Regions from separate parts of the Mus musculus genome. Here region 1 is linked to region 2. The links are chromatin loops, found by intact Hi-C in ENCODE. Cell type or tissue: left cerebral cortex. All regions are shown on one strand. Links, peaks and the distances in the headings refer to the core of each region. The heading gives the core; the rest is flanking DNA.

What was found. Hi-C counts contacts between places; a loop is a spot of excess contacts. Peaks named below come from ENCODE experiments on the same cell type or tissue, not always from the same donor. Only the 100,000 strongest peaks of a DNase experiment are listed, where the experiment ranks them.
Region 1: it touches region 2 in a loop (7-fold over the local background); 14 of 42 quality-filtered maps call a loop at or near these places.

Annotation. Positions count from the first base shown.
Region 1 is chr12:105,830,968-105,841,773 of GRCm38, reverse strand. Papola (poly (A) polymerase alpha) reads right to left here. Exons shown (of 22, transcript NM_011112.4): 20 at 8,612-8,674; 21 at 6,990-7,064; 22 at 2,830-5,009. The coding sequence ends at 4,914. Among named protein-coding and RNA genes, the nearest start is that of Papola, 52 kb to the right of the region's middle. In left cerebral cortex, for the core only: CTCF peaks have their summits at 2,464 (motif pointing left) and 5,386 (motif pointing left); DNase peaks (open chromatin) are centred at 2,465, 5,383 and 9,053; H3K27ac peaks cover 2,739 bases.
Region 2 is chr12:106,050,431-106,061,236 of GRCm38, reverse strand. It overlaps Vrk1 (vaccinia related kinase 1), which reads right to left. Exons shown (of 14, transcript NM_001029843.2): 4 at 10,233-10,302; 5 at 9,390-9,477; 6 at 5,327-5,435; 7 at 5,124-5,216; 8 at 3,262-3,394; 9 at 2,541-2,661; 10 at 1,561-1,619. Among named protein-coding and RNA genes, the nearest start is that of Gm32723, 39 kb to the left of the region's middle. In left cerebral cortex, for the core only: a CTCF peak has its summit at 5,262 (motif pointing right); DNase peaks (open chromatin) are centred at 5,255 and 8,761.

The DNA.
Region 1 (10,806 bases), core at 1,373-9,372, 220 kb after region 2:
GTGCTGGTGCACCATGGTCCCAGCATTCTGGAGGCCAAGGCAAGAGATCAATACAGGCTGCTGTAGTCTTTGTAGACATGCTCTCACCTAGAAGAAAATGGCACGTACAGTCATTACTGACACGCTGGGGATTCTCTAGTCTGAACACAACCGTCCTTTCAGGAATAGGCCTAGGGCCCGCCCCCACACCTGCTACCTCTTCTTGGATGCCTCTTTTTCTTCCTTCTGATGCCACCACACCATCCAGAGGAAGACCTGGAAACTCTGGGGCCCCTATGAGGCAAGACATAGCCACACCAGCTCAGCGCGCCCAGGAGGCGTCAGAAGACGGGAGGCACACATATAACCACAGGATCAACCTCGACGAGTATCAGCGAGGTGGCTTTGGGAAAAGGTGGTGTGCTGGCACCACTACTTAACAGAGGAGCCAGAGCCTCTGCCCAACTGTCAACAGTGGTCAAACCTGGAGCTCACGTCGCTGATGCTGGGCAATCAGGCTAAGACAAGGTTCTGGGGAAGGGAACGCTCTCTCAGCAGTCTGTCACTGTGAAGGTCAAATCCTTCAGCACGCAAGCTTAAGAGAAGATTGACGTATTGGAGATGCCTGTATCTTGGTGGCTTGAAACATCCCAAGAAAGTTCATTAAATGCTAACATTAAAAAAGAAGAAAAGAAAGGCCTAGGATTGGGACAAGGAAAAGGAAAGTGTACTTTCAACAAACAGTGTCATTTGCTCAGCAACTATGACATTACCAGATCAGGGGAGACACAGGCAGTTCTCTGAGGAAGAGAACCCAAGGCAGGCAGAAGTGACCCACCCACTTGAATTCTCACACCGTGCCTTGGGATTACACATGCCATCATTCACATGGGGCCAACAGAGTTGTAAGAGCTGTAACAGGGTATCTTTTAAAGGGGGGTTTTGTGGGCTGGAGGGGTGGCTCAGCAGTTAAGAGCACTGACTGCTCTTCCAAAGGTCCTGAGTTCAATTCCCAGCAACCACATGGTGGCTCACAACCATCTGTATCGAGATCTGGCGCCCTCTTCTGGCGTGTCTGAAGGCAGCTACAGTGTACTTACATATAATAAATAAATCTTTTAAAAAGGGGGCGGGGGGGGGGAGGTTTTGTAAAAGACCGAGCAAACATTGTTACTAGTCTCCATCACTGTTAATCACGAACGACAGTAGCCTGGGTTGTGAGTGCAGCTTAGAAGTCATGTGCTTGCCTGTCACGTGGTGAAGACCCAGGTTCTGGCCCCAGCTTGCCAAAGAACATAATCCTTTACCTTTTTCTTCCCAATGTTAATCCTCGGGAGGATAACAACAATTTTTAAGTTGGTAGAGAGGGGAAATACCACACAGATCTAAAGCTCACTTGTTTGTGTATACCTGAAGGCCATGTTACAAGAACACAGAACAAAGGACTACCTCATTTACCAAGCTCAGGTCTGAGTCAAAACAGCATCTATTTGCGGTTTGGGCGTAAAGAAAGCTAATAGAAATGTGAACTAAACAAAAAAAAAAAAAAAAAGCATACAGCCCAGGCCAAAAGGCAACTCATTTTCATAGTTTGGTTGATTTTTGTTAGGGTTAAAATAGGCAAAGAGATGCAAATGCGTGTGCAATGCCTTTAGAGAACAATTTGGCACACAAGCACGCTAGGGTCTCGTGGGTCAGCCTACAGTGTGCAGAGCGTGAATGTTCCTTTCATGTCAGCCACTACTGTGCGTTGCTGATCGTTTGCTGTCACCTTGTACTCGGCCAGAATTAACATTATGCAGAGCTTTAAAATATTTTTCTGTGCAGAGAAGAAAACAGAGGTGCTAACTAGGAATAAAAAAGCTTTAGTCCAGACTGTACCTGAGACACAAGCACTCAATGTTCAATTATGTCTTACTAATTCAGCAAAATGCAGGAAAATACCTATGAGCTACATGGGTGACAAATCCCAGGAAGCAGGGTCCAGTCCCACTTCTGTTGTCTACCAGGGTAGGAGGAAGGCAAGCTCAATCCTGGAGGTGTTAGTGATGGAGCCCTGAGAAATCCTTACCATTTTGCACTTTTGCTGAATAAGTCTCAAACTTCTATTCTACTTCAGTAAGAAGTAGCCCCAAGGTCATCAACTCAATGAAGGGTCTAAGCATTTGGGGTTTTAGAGACTCTGCATAGCTGCTAACCCTTTGGAAAACACTCTCCCCCTCCCCAACTCCCTCCCCCCCCCCATATATACACATACACACATACACATACATACACACACACACACACACACACACACACTCAAGACACTAAGATAATCATCCCTAAAAGTTGGCCATCACAAACTTAAAACAGTCTACTTCTCTTTTACGCAATGTGTGTGAGGATTTAAGAAAAATGTCAGAATTTGATCCAGTAAAATAAACAAGATTCAAGCTGTAAGACACAATTATAAACCTACTGAAAAACAACAGTGCCACCTGCTGACAGAGAAATGAAAGTAGAGGCATGAAAGAGCCATATGCATCAGTACCGGGAAATGTACAGTGCTCAGACTAGACAGAACACTACTGTAGAAAATGGAATTGTTCAGAGTGAGTTAGTGGTAGCTATAACCACCCTTTTCTCCCTAACGATCATCTAGGTTAACAACATTGCCTGCTATCGTGTGACACATTAGTACTGGGTTACAAATAGGCTAACCTAAAACAAACCTGCCAAATATAAGCACATTAAATTCCAATCTTCATTTGGGGCCACACCATATATTTGTATGTAGAACTAATTAATTAGATTGCTGAAAGGGGGAGAGGGAGAGAGAGAGTCAAAAGAAACCAGCCAACTATGGGATTTGTGCTGTTTTTTTTTTTATTGTGTTTTCAATGGAGAAATACATCATCTGTTTACAAAATAGCTCTTGAAAAATACAAGGAGTACAGATACTATAAAACAAAGCAAACTCCAGTCATGAGACACTACTTACATCATGCGAAAGCAACAGTCTGATCTCCAGGTTATGGAAACTAGAAGTAAAAAGTCACTACACAGAAAAGATCCACGTCTCCAGCCTGGTGAAACTTGGATGCAGTTACATGGAACGTTTATTAAACTGAATTTTTCCCCAATGTGTAAACAAAACGACAAGACTAAATCTGTGCCTGGTGATGTCAATCTAACTCTGAAGCTACACACACAGACACCAGTACATGTCACCTGTTAGCGGACCGTCTTCTTTACTCAAATGGTGGGAGGAAGGGCAAGGTGACTGCAGAGCAAGAGGTGGAGAGTAGAACACTGTATATAAACAATGTAAGTGGTAAAGAAAGCCTTAATTAATGCATAGCTTCAGGGGAAAGACTATACTCCAACTTTGGAAATTAATTTGGAAGGACAGGGGAGAGTTTAAGTAATTGCAGTGTAACATGAAAATGCACAAACGTGTGATAGAATGCAGCGAAATGAAGGATTCAAAAACCATGCTCATACAAAGATCTGCTGCTACAGGTCTGTTTTACCCAGATTAACAAAGAGTAACTTTATCAACATCTGGCACCCGTCAGATGTCACAAGATGGACGAGAATTCTGCTACTTAATTATGAGAAATCATTGTCTTTAAAGAAGATTTCTAATTTTTGATAGAACAAAAAAAAAAATTCAAAAGTGGAAAGCTGACTAAATGTCAAGTGCTTACTAGAAATGATTTTTAAAATGTTTTTGTATGTAAAATTCACTGACAAATTTTGATAAACTGGTTAAAAATAAAAATTAGTTTAAAAATCTGGAAGAAAATGCCTTTTGCCCACTTTTAAAAATGAAAATCAATTTGTCTAAGACAGGAACAGGAGTTGTGTGGAGTGTACAAAAGTCCTCGCAGAGATCAAAGGGCCGCCTCCGGGGATGCTTCACAGGTATGGCTTCAGTCACTCTCAAGTTCTAGCCATGGGACCAAAGTTAGTGTCTGTGTCACGCAGCCACAGGGTCAAGGTTACATGTCATGGCTTAGGAAAATACTGGCATTCTGGTTTCTGTGAAATAAGCCTTACCTTGTGCATACAAGCAAAGGGGAAAAAAGAAAGGCAAAAAATAAAATAAAAGGGGGTGGGGGAGCACTGTCTTTCTGAAGACTAACAGACTGAAGGCAAAAGAACAGAGCTTGCGAAAGCTCAAAGACCACACTTGTTGGCCGAATGCTGATTTGTATGCACTATAAAACAACTCTATAAATAAAAGGAATATATACTGCTTAATCATAACCTCATCAAAACCAAGTATCGCCTAATTCTTCTTTCAGTGTCCAAAGTATACCTTAGCATTGACAATTCACCCTAAGGGCTACAGCTGCCCGTAAGGACTGGGCTGAGCTCGGTGTCCTCCTGCCCTTTCTGGGACAGAATGGTACACCAATGCACAACGTATCCAATTTAAAGACTAATTGTAAAGAAAATTCTTTGGGGAAAAAAAATTGAAAATCCATTAAGCTGAAAATCTAAAATTAGTTCTACTTTCTAATTAAAAAAAAATACATAAAAGTGCATCATCAGAATGAGGAGTTCTTCTGCCAGCTTGTATTGCAGTTTTCCAAACAATGCAGCACACAGAGGCGCGATCCGGATGTCAGTTATGGATACAAACATAGCTCGAGGGTTTTGTTTTGTTTCCTTCTTAAAGGCAGTAATTTTTCTGAGTAGTTAATGCAGCTGTCGCTAACACAGTAATAATAGCACTCCTGGCTTCGCATACTAACCTGGACTTCTGATCAAGTGCTCATGAGCCCAAGGCAGGGAGGCCACCAAACAGCTAAACCCACTGTCAGTCAGGTCTAGTCTTGTCCCTCCAATCTCCTCTTTTCCTTTCTTTCTTTCTTTCCTTTGTTTAAGCATCTGGAGACAACGGGTTGAGTTGGCAGATACTGTTTATGGACCCTGAGGTGGTTTTACCGATTCAGTCTCAGTTTTATTGAATTCTTGATAACAGGAATAGGATTTGCAGGGAGAGCAGGGATATCAGAAAGGTCTGTACTGGATGTTTTCTGAGAATGAAAGCAAACAACACACCACAGTTTAAAGCACTGTGACTTAAAATGGGATGCGTGTCCCACCGCCTTACTCCTAGGAAAGGATGCAGCTTTATTATGAGGCAAATTTAAAAAGAAAAATCAATTTTAAATGGAAAATATGCAGCGCAAATAAACATAACTAGACTTGCAGACATTTTCAAATAATAACATTTTCAGGATTTACCAAAAATTATTTTGTAACTTCAAATAGAAATCTTAAAAATATATTTCACAAAATAAAGAACAAGAGAGAGAAAGATATTATTAATAAAATAACACTTAATTACTGTTGGGCCCAGTTTACCATACTAACTGCTCTAACAAGAAGTGGTGTCGGAGTGCCCTCGTGTGGAGGAAGCACTTACATTCACCTGAGACACACAGCTAGCATTTAGCAGTTATTTTCTGACACTCTAAATTATAAAATTAACTATATAACTGAACAATAATTTAACTCAACTTTTAGGGAATTAAAAAAAATTGTATCACAAATTTTATTACAAGGCATCTTTAATATTCCAAAATACAGAGATGAATCATAAAATGTTTCATGAGACGTTTCCACACAGGCATAGAAGTTGAGAGCATTTATTAGTCTCACATTAGTCTCAGCCAGCTTCAGCAACAGTTAAGTCAAAGCCAATCTACTCCTTCCTGTGGCCTTCAACCAAGGATTATTCTGAAGCGAAACTGAAGCTGCTCCCAATTATCTGTGATTACCTCAAATACGTGGCCCTGCTGTATTTAGACACTACCCTCCGCAATAAAGGCCCTCCCTCAATCACAGGACACAAGATACATTCTCTAAAAACAGCGTAACTGGGGTGGTCTGACTGGTTTATAAATCCTTTCACAACTGAATAAAAAAACTCTACTCAAAAAAACACTTTCAAAGCCAACCCCACTGGGGCGCCATGGCTGCAGGCACGTAATCAATCAGTGCAGCAGAGTGGGAAACATGTGGTGGAGGAACACAAGCACACTCCTCATTCGATGACCTCTTGGCTACTGAGGCTGAGGGAAAGCATACAGACAAACAACTTTGAGAAACTGAGTAGAACACTGGTGTTGGCAGAGTATGGCAGAGTGTGTTTCCCACAAGCACTGAGACTCTAAGCCACAGGTGAGTACACGGCTGGCAGCTAGCTCAGCGCCTCAGGTAATCTAGTTAGTACATGCTATGAGGAGACACTGATTTTTGGGTCAACGTTTGACCTACACTTTGGTTTAAGTTTAAAAGGATTCAAGAAGAAAAATAAAGAAGGTGAAGGTTTGTGAATTAGCAAGACAAGACTGCTTGTGTGCATATGGAACTGTCCCAGCCAACACTAACGCTAGTCAATTACTCTAAGGAGTTATTGACTGTCTACAGAATAACTAAATAAAATCAATACTAAAAACTAAACTGAAAAAGAAACACATCTTAAAAATTAAAAATATCAGGGAGCCAAAGGCAGTTCAGGAGCACTTAAGCTAAGCACCATAGTGAATGAATAAATACAATGAAAATCTCTCTGAGCCTTGCACACAGGTCCGGAACACTGTTTGTTCTTTGTTTCACTCTCAGCCTTTGACCTATAAATAAACATTTATGTCATCACACACAACAGTGAGGATCTGAACGATCTGCGGTGTAAGGGAAGACCTACAGCTGCCTCCATTCCCTTTGCCGGCGCCTCACCAGAGCTCAGGATAGTCTCAGCCCCACCAGTTTGAGGGGCCAATGTATGTCACAAGTCAGAGCTCGACAGAGCTTCCTACCAGCTCAGAGCAATGGCTCCAAATCAATAGTCTGCCTGCCTTTAACTTTAAACTACAGAAAACTTACAGACTTTAACTACTTCCACAAACAAAAATTTAATAGTCTAGCATGAGCCTTCATTTGAAATCAATATACCACTCTAATATCAAAACCACTGAGCAAACTCTCCATGCTTGTTTTACACTTAGTACCTGAGAGGCCAACAGAGAAGCCGATGCCGGAACAGTTTCTGATTGAACCGCACTTGTCTCCAGATCAACTTGTTCCTGGGAAACAAAGGATGGGGAGAGGGGAAGAGACACTTTTTTAAAAAAGAAAAAAAAAAAAAAAATCAAAGAGCATAAATGGGTGTGGTGGCTAATAAAGAAGACAAACTAGCAACAGGAGGGTAGAGAAAGATGTACCTACATTATATCACAAGTCATCCAGCCCTGTTATAATCTATTGCTCCATTTCAGATACAAATTGTAGGGCATGACCAAAGTATCTCACAGTTCCCAAATTGCTCTAACTTGGATGTTTTAACAAGTACTAATTAAAGGTATGCACAGGCACTTTAGAAAATGTTACCTAGATAATAATTCACAAAACATAAAACCAAAGAATGTCCTTAACTATGTGGGGGAAATGCATAACATTAGTAAATAAAAACTATTCAGAGGCACAAAAACTGCCCCACATTAAAGTAATTAAAGTAGCAAACAGCTGTAAATTGTCCTTTTCTTATGGTCTCTATCTACTGCCCTCCTCTGTCCAATAATCAATGCCCCAATTAGTGAGCAGACAACAGAGCGACAACTGTGTCACCCCACAGCAGCTTCACTCGCATACAGAAAACACACAAGCAGAGGAAGATACAGGTAAAAGCATATTTCTAAACTGTGAACACAGGAACCATCACTGCTTTCCCTACAAACTGCACAGGGTTAACAAGAATGGGAGAAGTGGAGTCTTTCACAGGGACTGTTTGGAATATGTATCAAGTTCTTAAAAATGTATTAAATAAGCAGAGCTGAATGGCAGATATTTACAATACTCCAATGCTGCAGTGGGAAGGTGCAAATTGTTTTTAATGGAAACAGTTGCTGACAATAAGTAACTAGTAAGGTGTGATTAAAAAAAATTCCAATACAGTCAATATGCAGATTATATAACATAAACCTATTTTTCTCGGTCTGCAAAGTGCGTTATAAATCAAAAGTAAAGGCACTGGTGTATATGTATACATGCACAGCTTGAAAGACATCATAAGGAGACTTACTACAGTATTCTTGGTGGGAATTTGGCTAAGTTGGGAAAGTTAAGCCTTTGGCATACTCATCTCACTTTCTAAGATGAAGTCATTCTCAGTCCTTAGGTTGGAGGGAACCAGAGTCCTCCTCACTGCCCAACCCGCTCAAGCCAAAGCCTTCTCAAACAGTTTTTCTAACCCAGCCCTACTGCTAGACCCAACAGTGAGGTTAGAGTTTCACGGCCAGCCTAGGCAATCACTGCTTCAAAGGTTATCTTACCTCTGCTCAGAGCAGCACCCTCCCCTTCTCACCCCATGTCTCCCAACCCTTACTACTGACACATAAGTCCCACACGCACACCACCATCTTACCTTTTCTCTGAACTCTAAGTTCCTGTTTTACACTGCTCTACTCCCATCAGACTTAGGCATTAATTAACATTAAAAAAACCAAGAGGCTTCTTAAAAACAGTGAGAGAGAACCCCACACACTCCAGTTGACTCAGCACCACAAGGACAGGCATCTATCTCCACACACCTGCACGTCTACCCGTGCACATTCTAAAGGCTAAGTTAGTATACCTTTGTCTCTGTTTTATCATGTCCACTCAAAGCAAGACAGTTAGCATCTTCACTTGTTTCATCCTGTTTTTAAAAAAAAAAGCTTTATTCTCCAAAATGAAATTTAGATTATCTGCCAATTAACGCTTTAATTTATAAAGTTTTCAAAACTATAAAGAGGAAGTAAAATAGTTCAGAGTCTCTTCTAAAGGGGCTTTTTGAGATTAAATAATTTAACTTAGCTTTAATAAGCACTAAAGAATTTTAAACATGATAAAAATTGTTTTGTAATCCCCATCACATAAAGTACATTCCCCAAACCAAAAAGCTCCTGAAGCAGTTTTTCTGAGGAGAGGAGAGTTCCCTAAGAACGTGGAACAGCAGGCTCTCCAGGAAGGAAGCAGACGTGCCTGTTAGCACAGAAAGGACTAGGACATTTTATACAGAGTATTATTTTTACTTTCTCAAGCACAGCTACCCCAGATACACTCACGCACACGGACACACACAGCTTTTCTTGGCAAAGCATTAGCATCCTACACGAACTCAGGGCCTATGGTCTTCTTGGGTCCTAAAAACCACGCTAGCACTATTCTCTTGGGTTTATTAACTTAGAGAACTTAAAATTCATTTATTTGTGGGTTTGTGCAGGTGGGAAGTGTATATGTGTGCACATGGAAGCCAGAGGTTAACGTCAGAGGCCGTTCCACGTGAGCTATCTACCTTGGTTTTTTTTCTCTCCCTTAGGAAAGTCTACCTCCTGTACTAGAAGCCCAAGCATGTGCCACCATGTCTGGCTTTTTACATGTTACTAGTCCTTATGCAAGCACTTCACAGACAACAGTATCTACTTAGTCTCTAATATTTTAAATACATATTTAAAAAGCAAAGAAACTACAGGTAACTTTAAAATTAAAAGTAAACAATTTACTAAAGACTAATTTTAATAATGGCCTTGTTTCTCAGAAACAAATTAAAAGCAAACATTTGTTGTCACTAAACAAATACTAAAGGTCACACTTTAGGATTACTGGTCCCACTGTGATATATATAGGCTGATGTATGTCCTTATTTGTAGACACACATTCAAATACTCATGTATATCTGAAGAAACGGGAGAGCAGACATGTAAAGGGAACACGCTGTTCAGGTCTCTGCTGAGACCAGGTCACAGCCACCTGACAGTGCACCTGTTACTTCTCCACATATTTAATTTTCCATATACAAAAGTTTTAAGGGCTTAGTACTTCACCTAAGCAAAATGAACTCAAGTTCAATTAGTATAACATACAGAGAAATTGAAAAGAAAACTTTTAAAGTACATATGTATTTAATTTAGCCATATAATATTATACAACAAACTGTTTTCTCTAAGATACAATGTACACTAAGCTGAACTGAACCACTCCCAGCATCTAAAACCTTCCTGTATGCACGTGATTGGAGTTTCTGTTTGCTCCTCACTATTAGGCTCACGCTGGTCTCCTAGTTCCTTGCCCTGAGTTCTGGAAATACAACATGTGTAGTCATGTTCAATATATCAACAGAACAAATGATCCACTTAAGGGGGTTGTACCAGAACACACGTATCCAAGTCAATATCACGAGAGGCCAGGTTTAGTACCTTTGACTAAGTTTAGTTTTGTGACTGCAAGAGACATTGAGCACGTGTGCAATCAGCCCACACATCAGCAACACCCTCCCCTATACTTTAGAAAGTCCTATGATTGGACTAGCTGGCTTTAAGGAGTCAGTGACATTCTAGAAAAGAAAAAAGAAGGAAGCCTGTACTTTAAAGGATATTTAAAAGACACCAAGTTACTTTAACCTGGCATCTTATATTTGTTTGATCCCATGTTTAAACAAGAGGGTATTTGAAAAGTGAGAACAGGGGCCCTATTATCAAGTAGGCTAATCTAAGCTTATTCATATTCTTTCATAGATGTGATCTTAAAAATCCAGTGAAATACCAGGGAATAACAATAACACCAAGTGGATCTTGTTCTAAAAGCACTTAGTGACATAAGTAGAAGAAACGAGGACTGGAGGACCGTGCCCATAACCCTAGTACTCACGGGGCTCAGGGAGGTAAGTGAGTAGTAGACAGAGAGACCACAAGCTTGAAGCTGGTCTGGACCACATCATGAGTTCATATAGTCAGTTCAGGTCTAGGCCAAACTTAAAGACCTTACCTTAGCTTAACAAACAAAAAGGTT
Region 2 (10,806 bases), core at 1,933-9,932:
GATAATAGCTACAGAGCAACAGGATGCAAGGCAAAATACATACAAATCTGCCCCATCTTTACATACTGTTAAAAACTAGAAATGGTTAAACCAGAACACTTACCATAAAAAAGTACCAGTTACCTAATGTGACTGCAAGATTTCTGCAGAGACCGAAATATAAGCAGAATTTAAGGAGGGATAAAATGGAAGAATTGCCACAGTGCGCTGGAAGATTCAGTATTACAAAGGCAGTGGCTCTCAAAACTCAAGCACAAACCACTGCAAGCTCAAAGCCCAGCAAACAGAGGAGTGTTAGTGTGAAGCTGACGTGATGACACTAAGGCTTCGACAGAACGCAGTTAAGAACCGGGGGCGGGGGGAGCACTGGCTGCTCCCCCAAGGATGTGGGTTCCATCCACAACACCCACATGGTAACTCACAACCATCTCAAAGTCCTGTTCCAGGAGACTGGACACCTTTACTGGCTTCTGCAGGAACTAGGCACGCATGTGTATAGACACACATGCAGGAAACACCCCTACACCTAAGTTTTAAGTTTTAAAAACTTTAGTAAATTCTTTAGTTAAAAAAAGGAAAAAGAATGAAGTCAGGTTTAAAACCAGCAACACTCAAGGCTCCAGACGCTGTCAGTCATCAAGAAAGAAGGCAGACTTGAGTGTCTGAGGCAGTACAACCAGGAACAGAGAAAAAGAACAGAGTCCACGCGTGCGTCTTAACAAAGGCAACATGAGAGGACAAAGGAGAAGTCTAGAGGAGGTGATGCTAGGCCAGCTGACTCAGCCCTTCTCACACAGTCCATGGAAGCTGCTGCTGTGCGGAAGACAAGATCCAGACAAGCGCAGAGTATGTGAGGACTGGAACGCAGGAAGGCAGGGCAGGTAAACAGACACACAGCAGAGTGTGGGGGCACTGGGTGACTGGGAACAGGATGGATGGTGAAGAAGAGCTTCCCGGGCCTCAGCAGTTTTCCCTCAGCCAGGAACCAGACACATTTCATGTCTCTAGAAGGCGAGGCCACTGGCACCTTCTCCTATTTCAAGCTGTAGACTCTCAATCAAAGTAAAAGCCAATGACCCCATGATGACCAAGAACGCAGGCCTCACACCGTCTTCCCAGCCTCCACACAGCACCTCCTTCAGCTGCTGCAAGGCTGTCCCTGGCCTCTCTGACCAACACTTACATCCCCCTCCCTACTCTCTGTGCCTTCTCCACATTCCCAGTTCCATTCCCTGTTTTCCTATTCTCCACAGCACTAACAGTATAATGCGCTAACAGAAATCCCTGTTACATCCTTAGCCATGCTCAGGGACGGGTCTGGTACAGCCTGCACTGACAGCACTCCAGTACACAAAACAACTCCATAGCCACTGCCGCAGTGAACACAACACACTTCCATTCCTGAAAGCTAAGGGCAGCTGTATGAGGCTCCAGCCTCACTGCCCAGCTCGCCATGCACCTCCAACAGCAGCAACTGAAATGCCCAATTCACACACAGGCCGAGGGCTTTTCCTCCCAGAAAACAAAAGCTGTACGAAGGTCTATGGGAGCCTCCCCTACCTGGCTTATTTTTCTCAGGAAAGCATTTCTCCATCAAAGCTGCGACGTTGTCTCTGTATCTGTGGAGGAAGGAAGGAGTCCTTAGTTACAAGTGTGTCCCCAAGAGCCTTCAATAACAGGACACATCTCAGCAGGCAGTGTGTCTGAGGGGAACAGCAAAGTCAATAGTCCTGCTATCTAACCTGCACCTTCTACTTAAATCACTGCCAGGTGTGCTGACTCGGGCAGGAGGGCTGCTCAACAACGCACTGCCTATAAAATAAATAAAATAAAATATAATCTAGAGAATTTAAAACTCCAAAGAAACTGTCAAGAAACTCTGACAGAATCTGTGCCTCCCTCACCATCTGTGGCAGGCAGGAGAGCTGGCCCTGTCCCACACCAGCTGCAACACTCAGGAGATCGGGCCCTGCACATCCTCTGGGCAGCAGAGTGGAGGTGGCCCTGGTAAGAGCCCAAATGCAGGGCTTTGAATTGCCCCACCCCAAATCTACCCCATCAATGACCTGCTGGAGTCCAGAAGGGGCGGGTCCTACAAATCCAAAACTATGGGATCTCCATGACACAGGGCAGCGACAGGATATCAAAAGGACTCCAGCAAGAAACCAGAATTAAGAAGTGGGGGTAGGGGGGGTGGTTTGCAAGGGTGGACAGTGGGTACAAGGAGAGGGGGAGATAAGTAGGATTGGGGTGCATCATATAAAATTCACAAAAAACCAAATTTTTTTTTTAAGATTTATTTATTATTATGTAAGTACACTGTAGCTGTCTTCAGACACTCCAGAAGAGGGAGTCAGATCTTGTTACAGATGGTTGTGAGCCACCATGTGGTTGCTGGGATTTGAACTCTGGACCTTCGGAAGAGCAGTCGGGTGCTCTTACCCACTGAGTCATCTCACCAGCCCCAAAAATGTTTTTAAAAGGGGTATTTCTTTTGCCACATCACCATGCAACCCAAAACAATGTAAGTTGGCCCTTACCTAATTTTGGAATCCCTAACGTAGTTAGGATCTTTCAAGTTATCTTCCCAAGGAAGACAGCCGCTGAGCCACTGGATCATGCAATAACCAAGTATTTCCAAATCACCACGTCTTGATGGGGCTACAAACAGAACAGGAGATTAACATGGTGAGACAGCATTCCAGAAAAACAGCAAGACGGAGCAGTCCACTCAGGTCTAACCTGCAGCAGAAACATTTGCCTGCGTATAATAAAATCACTGAACAGTGGGCTGTGTAAAACAAACCTTTATTCTCCAAGTAATGACTTACTTAGAACCCAAACTGATGAGCCTTAGGGTTTGAAACTGCTACCCCTGGTCTAGAAAGTAAAGTCTGAAGCCACCTCACACCCAGCTGTCTTTGGGAGACACTCACATACTGGACACTCTCCATATGTCCTCCACAGCAAAGGGCAGAGAAGGGGCTAAGCTAGCTTATACAAAACATAAGCCACAGAGAACCCAGACACTAGAAAACAAAGCAGTGCAGAGCTAAGCTGTGTGAGTCCTAAGTACAGTCTGGTACCCCTGAAGACCAGAGGCCCTCACTCCCAAGGGCCCTCACTCAAGTACAGGAGCCAAACCTCAGGCCTCCTTCTCCACATCACTCTTCCCGTACTCTCTATCAGTCTGTGTTTACTTAGCATTCAGACAGAAACATGAGTACTGTGGAGGCACACCACAGGCCACTGTGGACATACCCACGCCTTTGTGAGCGTCGATGCTGGTGAACTCCAGGGTGCCGTCATGGCACCTTTTGGGATCTTCCTTGTACTCTTTATGAACTCCATCTGGGCAGTACCGATAAGCAAGGCCATAGTCTACCAAATATACCTATAAATTTTCAAGAACCAAATTAGAGACAAAAATCAATGCACATGAATTACCAGAAAAGTACTGAAATAAAATACAATCCCTTGGAGGTCGATTCACCTACAAGGGCAAACAGCAGCTCTCGAAGCAAGTCAAATCTAAACTGAGCACTCCAGCAAGTCCTGAGTCTCCCCCCACCTACTCTGCAATGCTGGGGGTCGCACCTAAAGCTTCACACAAGCTAGGCAGGAGCTCTGCTGCTGCTGAGCTACCACTAAGCTATTCCCAGCCTCCCACCCAGGAAGGTTTGACTTTTAATAAGTGTTAAATGCCCAGAAGGCCACAGTGCTCCAGTGTTAGCTCCCTCTGCATGCTTTCTTAGGAAAGTGTGTGCTAAAGTAGTTAATCCTGTCTCCATGGGCAAGGCTTACAGATGGTCAGTTTCTCTTACAGAGTCTAGAACCAAACTACAACAAAATAGAAATGTTCAAGACCCTTTCCACAAAGAAAAGGGATATGAATACTGTTAGCACACAATACAACAGCTCTCTTCTACTCTTGATTCTCGTAAAATAGTCAAATGCCTATGTACTTCATAAAATGATTCAAGGGCTATAATAACTTTCAAAACTCTTAGATCAGGCCTCTACCTGCATCTTAAATACTACATATTACATTCTGGTCTTCCAGATTAAAGCTAACTTAAAAAACAAATAAACAAACAAACAAAAAAACAGAGTAATGCTATGGGCATAGCTGGTTGTTGTGACTAGCATACAACACTGGGACAAGTGGCTTCCGTCTGACGGCCACGCATGCACCTGGTTCTGTCACAACGCATGAACGCATGTGCATGTGAACACAAAGATGGACACAGCCTGAGAGAGTAACCCCATCCACAGAGCAGGTCAGAAAGGCAGGAGAGCCGCACACGGCTGCCGTGTGGACAGAAGCTGCTCCCATCAGTCACGTGTAAACCAACAGCAGTTGGTTTCTAATAGTGCTCTGCAAGCCCTTCCTACTCCAGCTAAAGTAAAGGGAGCTTTACCGCTCGCTCAGGCTCTTGGCTGTGCTCAGGGAAACAGCTTGAATGAGATGGTTGAGGATGCCCACCTCACAGAGCGTCCTAGCACAGCAGCTTGCTCCCGGTGCCCTACACTGATTCCTGAGGCTCACCAGAGCCTATAGAGCAAAAGCAAACACCCTGTGCAGAAAAGGAAGGAATCAAAAGAAGGAAACCGTATGCAAAGCCAAAAAGCAGAGAATGTTGACAGATCACTTCCCTGAGCCAAGCACTCAAAACCTCCTTCTTACACAAGATCAAGAGGCGACACTAAGCAGCCTTTATTGTCACTGACAACTGAACTGACCCCACATTAAAGACCAAGTTCTCCAAATAACAGACACTTATGTCAGATGGAGTTTTTGAACACAAGAAGTAATGAAGGTGACAAAGTGGACCAGCAGATCTAACTCGCTGGTGTACTTTATAGTTTAAGCTTCACCCCAAACAGCTATTTGAAATGCATGTTGTAGCAAGCACTTCCAAATATTATGTAGAGCAAAACAGCCAACTTGATAAAGTGCCAGCAAACTGCAACAAAAATACAGAATGGCAACTGGATACAAGTGTCTGGAGAAAGGGCATTGTTAGCTTATCTACTTCGGAGCTTGTGGGGTTCAGCCCAGAGTGCCCCACTTGCTCCCAAGCAGCACAAGTTACAACAGTAAAAGCTGCAGTTCTAAGGACCTGGTCAGGGTTCTTGTGACTCAGGAGCAGGTTGGAGGCCTTGATGTCCCCGTGCACGTACTCATGCTCATGGATGTACTCCAGGATATCCAGCTACAGAGAACACACAGTGAGTTAGTGCAGTACCTAACATGGCCAGCAGAGGGCTGAGCTTCAGCGGAAACCAGCCCTTACTGTATTCACAAGGAGCATAGCTCACATACAATTCTTAAGCTTAGCTGCAATACAGTTTTCCGAGAAAACCTTTTGGCATTTGCTTCATATATTTTCTGAAGGTCACTCCCAAAGCGGTCCATTATCATAAACCTGTAACTGAAGACAAACAAGGAATGTCAGTGAGGGAATAACTGGGAACATGTCCTTGCAATGACTATTCCCCTTCAGTTAGGTCAAGTTAATGCTAACTAAGGCAGTACTATAGATTATAAACGAGGAGGAAAGGGGCGCAAACCCATACCATGAAGAATCTCTCTCAACTACATAGAAATCTCGAGAATTCAGAACGTTTCGTCATCCTGCCCTGGACTGAGCTCGTTTATAGGAGACAGCATTCGAATTACGACAGTGCCCAGCCAGAATCCAACACTCATCTACAATGGAACACAGCCACCTGGCTTCTCACAGCTAACTGCTGTTTTTAGACAATTGCTTCTTTCTCCTGACTGCACCTCCATTTTTAAGGTACATTTCAACAATATTCTGTTAAATCTAGGCTGTCAAGAGATGGCTTACAAACTACATTCAGTAAAACTGACCAAATGGTATTAAGCAATTACGTGTAAAACATTCAATGGTCAGATCTGCAAAAGGAATACCCTACAAAAATGAAGATTTTTGTTTGTTTGTTTTGCCAGCCCCCTCCCATGTCAGCTGGACCAGGTGACATTACTTCCTGGGGCCGTAATTTTTGGAGAAATGGATAGAGGAGGCAGGTCTCATCCTTCCCAGGGTCTCAAACTCTAGGAGGGCAGAGATGCGCTGGAGTCCTGCGAGGACACTGCCCAGCTCCTCTGAGCATCACCGTCACCTTCAACAGCTGTCCAAATCCTAATCCGTCTATGTAAATCGCTGACATAGACACAGGACAAACCCTGCCATGGAATGCTCATGACACAGCAGTCAGGCTCATGATGGTAAACTACAGGAGCTTCCAAGGAAGGAGCAGCCAGCTAAATGAAAAGACAGTGTGGTAATGGAAAGCCTAGGGCCCTGTTCATTAGAGAGTCTGTCTATGTATCTTTTAATGTCTTAGCACATAAAGTCTATGTCACAGTCACACTATCAAGTAGAAGCAAAATATATTCATGTGTGTTAAGATTCCTGCTACCCTGACCTGTGCAGCCATGTGTCCTCCCAATATCCTGAGTATGGCAAGTTGGGCAAAGCTGAGAGAAGAGTAGGGTGCACACTTTTGTTAACCTGTGTAATCAGTACAATACTCTGAATAACAAATAACCTTTGCCAACAGTCTGTGTCTTAGGGTTATTACTACTGCTGCAACCAAACACCATGACCAAAAACCTACACTTCCACTCTTCATCATCAAAGAAAAGTCAGGACAGCAACTCACACAGGGCAGGAACTTGGGGCAGCAGCTGATGCTGAGGCCATGGAGGGCTGCTGCTTACTGGCCTGCTCTCATGGCTTCTTGCTCAGACTGCTGCTTATAGAACTCAGGACCAGCAGCCCAGAGGTGGCACCACCCACAAAGGGCTGGGCATTCCCTCATTAATCACGAATTAAGAAAATGCCCTACGGCCAGGTCTTTTAGACATATTTTCTCAATTAAGGTTCCCTCATTTCAGGTAACTCTGGCATGTGTCACATTGACAAAAAACTAGCGAGCACAGTCTGGAAGAGGATAAACATATTGTTTGCTTCAACACAGGAACCACTAATGTAGATTTCACTGGTCTTTGTTTTTGTTGTTTGTTTCTTTGTTTGTTTTTTAGTTTTTTCGAGACAGGGTTTCTCTGTGTAGCCCTGGCTGTCCTGGAACTCACTTCGTAGACCAAGCTGGCCTCGAACTCAGAAATTCGCCTGCCTCTGCCTCCCAAGTGCTGGGATTAAAGGTGTGCACCACCACGCCCGGCATCTGGTCTTTGTTTTTTATGCACAGATCACCCTGCCACTAACTCTAAATGGCCCCTAAAATTCCCTCATCATCACACACACACTGTTAGCACATTCCCTCAGAGAGCTCTGGGACAGAGTGAAGCTACTTCTGAGAATGTCTATCAGGTAAGGTCTCTGATGCTTTCTTTTTTGAGGGACTTAGTTAAATGCTTCAGTTAATAGGAAAATATCAATCAGTTCCAAATGAAAACAGTGAGTCTTTCTACGATCCTCACACTGCTCTAAGCTACCTATCCCTCCCGTCACTCAAATACAAATTAAGGAAAACTAAGGCCGCTGGCAGGGGAGGAGGCTAGGCCAGGAGAAGGACTCTTTCTATTGCTTTCCTTCGGAAAGACGTACATGCGTGCGTGATTGGTTTTAGTGCTTCAACCTAACAGTCAACACTTCACCCATGACTAGTCTGAGTCTCAAGCTCCACTGAGGAAGGTCTAGCAAATGTCCACTTCGACTGAGAAGGACTGACCATCACTGACAATCACCGAGACCCTGCTGCACACCTGCTCAGCTGCAGTCACCCGTTCTTACTACACTAAAGCTCCTGCCAGCAGCACCCTCTGAATACAGCTGTCCTTCTGCCCATCGCCTCTCTCTGGCTCTTATCACCCCACAGTACACTGTTCCAGTAAAACCACCTGTAACAAAAAATGTAAGATTTCAGGGAGCCCAGACTCCCTGAAACATGAATGGTTCTCTAGTAAATAAACCTGGCAGGCCTACAATGGCTACCTGTCATGGTTTGAATATGCTTGGCCCAGGAAATGGCACTAATAGACAGTGTGGCCTTGTTGGAGGAAGTGTATCACTGTGGGGACAGGCTTTGAAACCCTCCTTCTAGCTGCCTGAGTCTTCAATCTTCTCCTGTTTGTCTTCAGAACAAGATGTAGAACTCTCAGCTCCTCCAGCACCATGCCTGCCTGGATGCTGCCATGCTTCCCCCCATGATAATGGACTGAACCTCGGAACCTGTAAGCCAGCCCTAATTAAATGTTGTCCTTGTAAGAGTTGCCTTGGTCATGATGTCTCTTCACAGCTATGAAAACCCTGCTATTCTCAAGTCTTTGCTAACACAGCACTAATCTGGCGTGGGCATTCCAACTTCTTCCATTCAATACTGTCTTTCACCAAGACACTTGTGTGACTACTTGGATCTTGCCAGCGGCAGGTTTAAGCATAAGAATTATAAAACTGTGACCATGAAAATGTATGAGAAAGTTGCATAGGACGCCACAAAAGTTTCCTTCATAGGAAAGGGAAACTCACAAGACAATGGCACCCATTTTTGACACTAGGCATTGTGTCTGTCCAGAAACAGAGCAGTCTTCCAATAACATCAAAAAGAAACTGAGAGTAACGGCACCATGACGGTAAACTGTGCAGACAGGCAGAGATGCACCCACACATACTCACGAGGCCAGAGGACTGAAGTCTGTGCCAGCCAAGGCTCTACAGTAACTTGAAGCTAAGTTTGGAAATCAAGACTCTAGCTCAAAACTGCAAGGCATGGAATCCGGCCTTTGATGACTGCTTAAGCCAGCTGAATCACAGCCTTCCTTTACTCACTGGGAACGCCTTTCTAACTGCAGGCCAGCCTCCAGTTTCTAACTCAGCCTGGCCTTCAGTCTCCTACACGCTTTGCTCCATGAAGCTTAACTCATCGACTCAGATACTTCACAAGAGCAGGCTGCACAAAAGTGTTAAGGACTTCTTAACTCTGACTCCTAAGACATCTAAGAGAACGGTTAGTGAGCAAGCATGGTTCAGAAATGCTCTCTCTCCATGATTCTCACCTCTAACTACTAGACTAAAGCCCTCAGAAAGAACAAGACCCTACTTTCCTTGAAAGATTAGGCATTCAACATGAGATATAAACGGGATCCTGAGGGCTCTTTGGCATAAAGAGCGGGAGAGGGAGGGTGTACTCTGTTCCTGTCCACAGAGTCCACAGGTTAGACTAGCACCCCATTTAACAGGCCCCTGACACTGTGGTGTACTGAGAACAACAGAGAGAAGATCTTACTCCTCCGCTCCACTGCCCTGCAGTCCAGAAGCACAGACATTCTGGGTGCTCCGCAAGTAACTCCTCACTAACCCAACTCAACAGGAAATGCTCAAAATGGAGATTTTTACCTTTTTCCATTTTTATCATGTAGACCAGATCCCCAATACTTAGGAACACCAAGGTACTTCAATTTATGTGTACGAATCCATTTCTGAACTAGAAGTTAAAAGAGAGGCCTATGATTTCAACTGCTATGTAAATGGTCATTTCAGAACAAATATCTAAGAACAGAGCATACTTATATGGGCAACAAAACCACCTCGAGTCATAAAACAGGATAACCCACACAAAGTCCAACTAGAAAATTTACCAATCTACAGAAACAGCACCCTGCTGTTACCTATCTTGAAACTGCCCATCTATGAGACCATTTTTAAAGTACACAATAGCACTGTCCCTCGGGTCACCTCCTAGTCACGGAGTGTGCTTGCTTCCACAAGAAGAATGACTGTCACCCCAAACTCTAGAAGTGTAGGGTTGTCTCCTTCAGTGTCTACATCTCTTCTCCCCTTGCAAGACTCGGGAGTGGCTCCTGCTCCCTCACTGGGGCCTCAGATGAACACAGTTGAGAGCAGCAGCCCAGGGCCAGGCCAGCTCCCGCCTCAGGAGCTATCGATGCTCAAAAGTCAGAGGCCTTACACACACCTGGGGACTAGGTTCGTTCATGTATTTTGAGCTGCAAAGCCTTGATTATTTCACATGCCCACAGACCCTAGGGCAAATACATCCGTACATCAGAAGGACTCACTCAAATATCATCTGATTGGTGTTCATGTATAAAGCAAATGAAAACAGAGACATAGGACATGGCACTTTACCTCAGCACTGTGAAATAAAGCCAGGTAAACTACTTATTTTAAAACGTTTAAACCTTTAACAAAACAATTTCAAGCGTGCTTATTGCTTCTTACTTTGCTCTGGTTTAGCAGCCCTCTGGTAGAACTTTAATTCCGTGAAAAGAGGTCCATTGTCACTGGGTTCCTTAGAATACAAGAGTCAATTAAAATTATTGAACTATTTACATTGAGCTTTCAAAATAGAGTAAATCTAATTTTCCTACAAACACAATATAACTTTGATACTTAAATTTACAAACTATTAAAACTCCTTACAAATGCTTTATATGTTCTCACAATAATTTTTCTTTCTCGTAAGCTCAACTTTCATAATTGATACATTATACAAAATCAGAAACACAGTTCAGTCTTTGCAGAAGTTTAAGACAAATGTTTAAGCTAATTTTCATCTTTATTAAGCAAAGGCCACCAATCATGCTAAGTGTATCACCACTAAGAGGCTACAAGGCAGTTCAAAGATTTAATAGAATTCCAACACCTGACTTAGCCAATTAATGGTAGAATCCCATCCCTTCCCTTGCCTTGCCCTACAGTGACTCTCGCTACTTCATGCAAGTGGAGGATCATCTGCATTGCAGAGCGAGACCGCAGTGCGCCTTCTTTCTAGTACTGAATCCTCTTTCTCAGA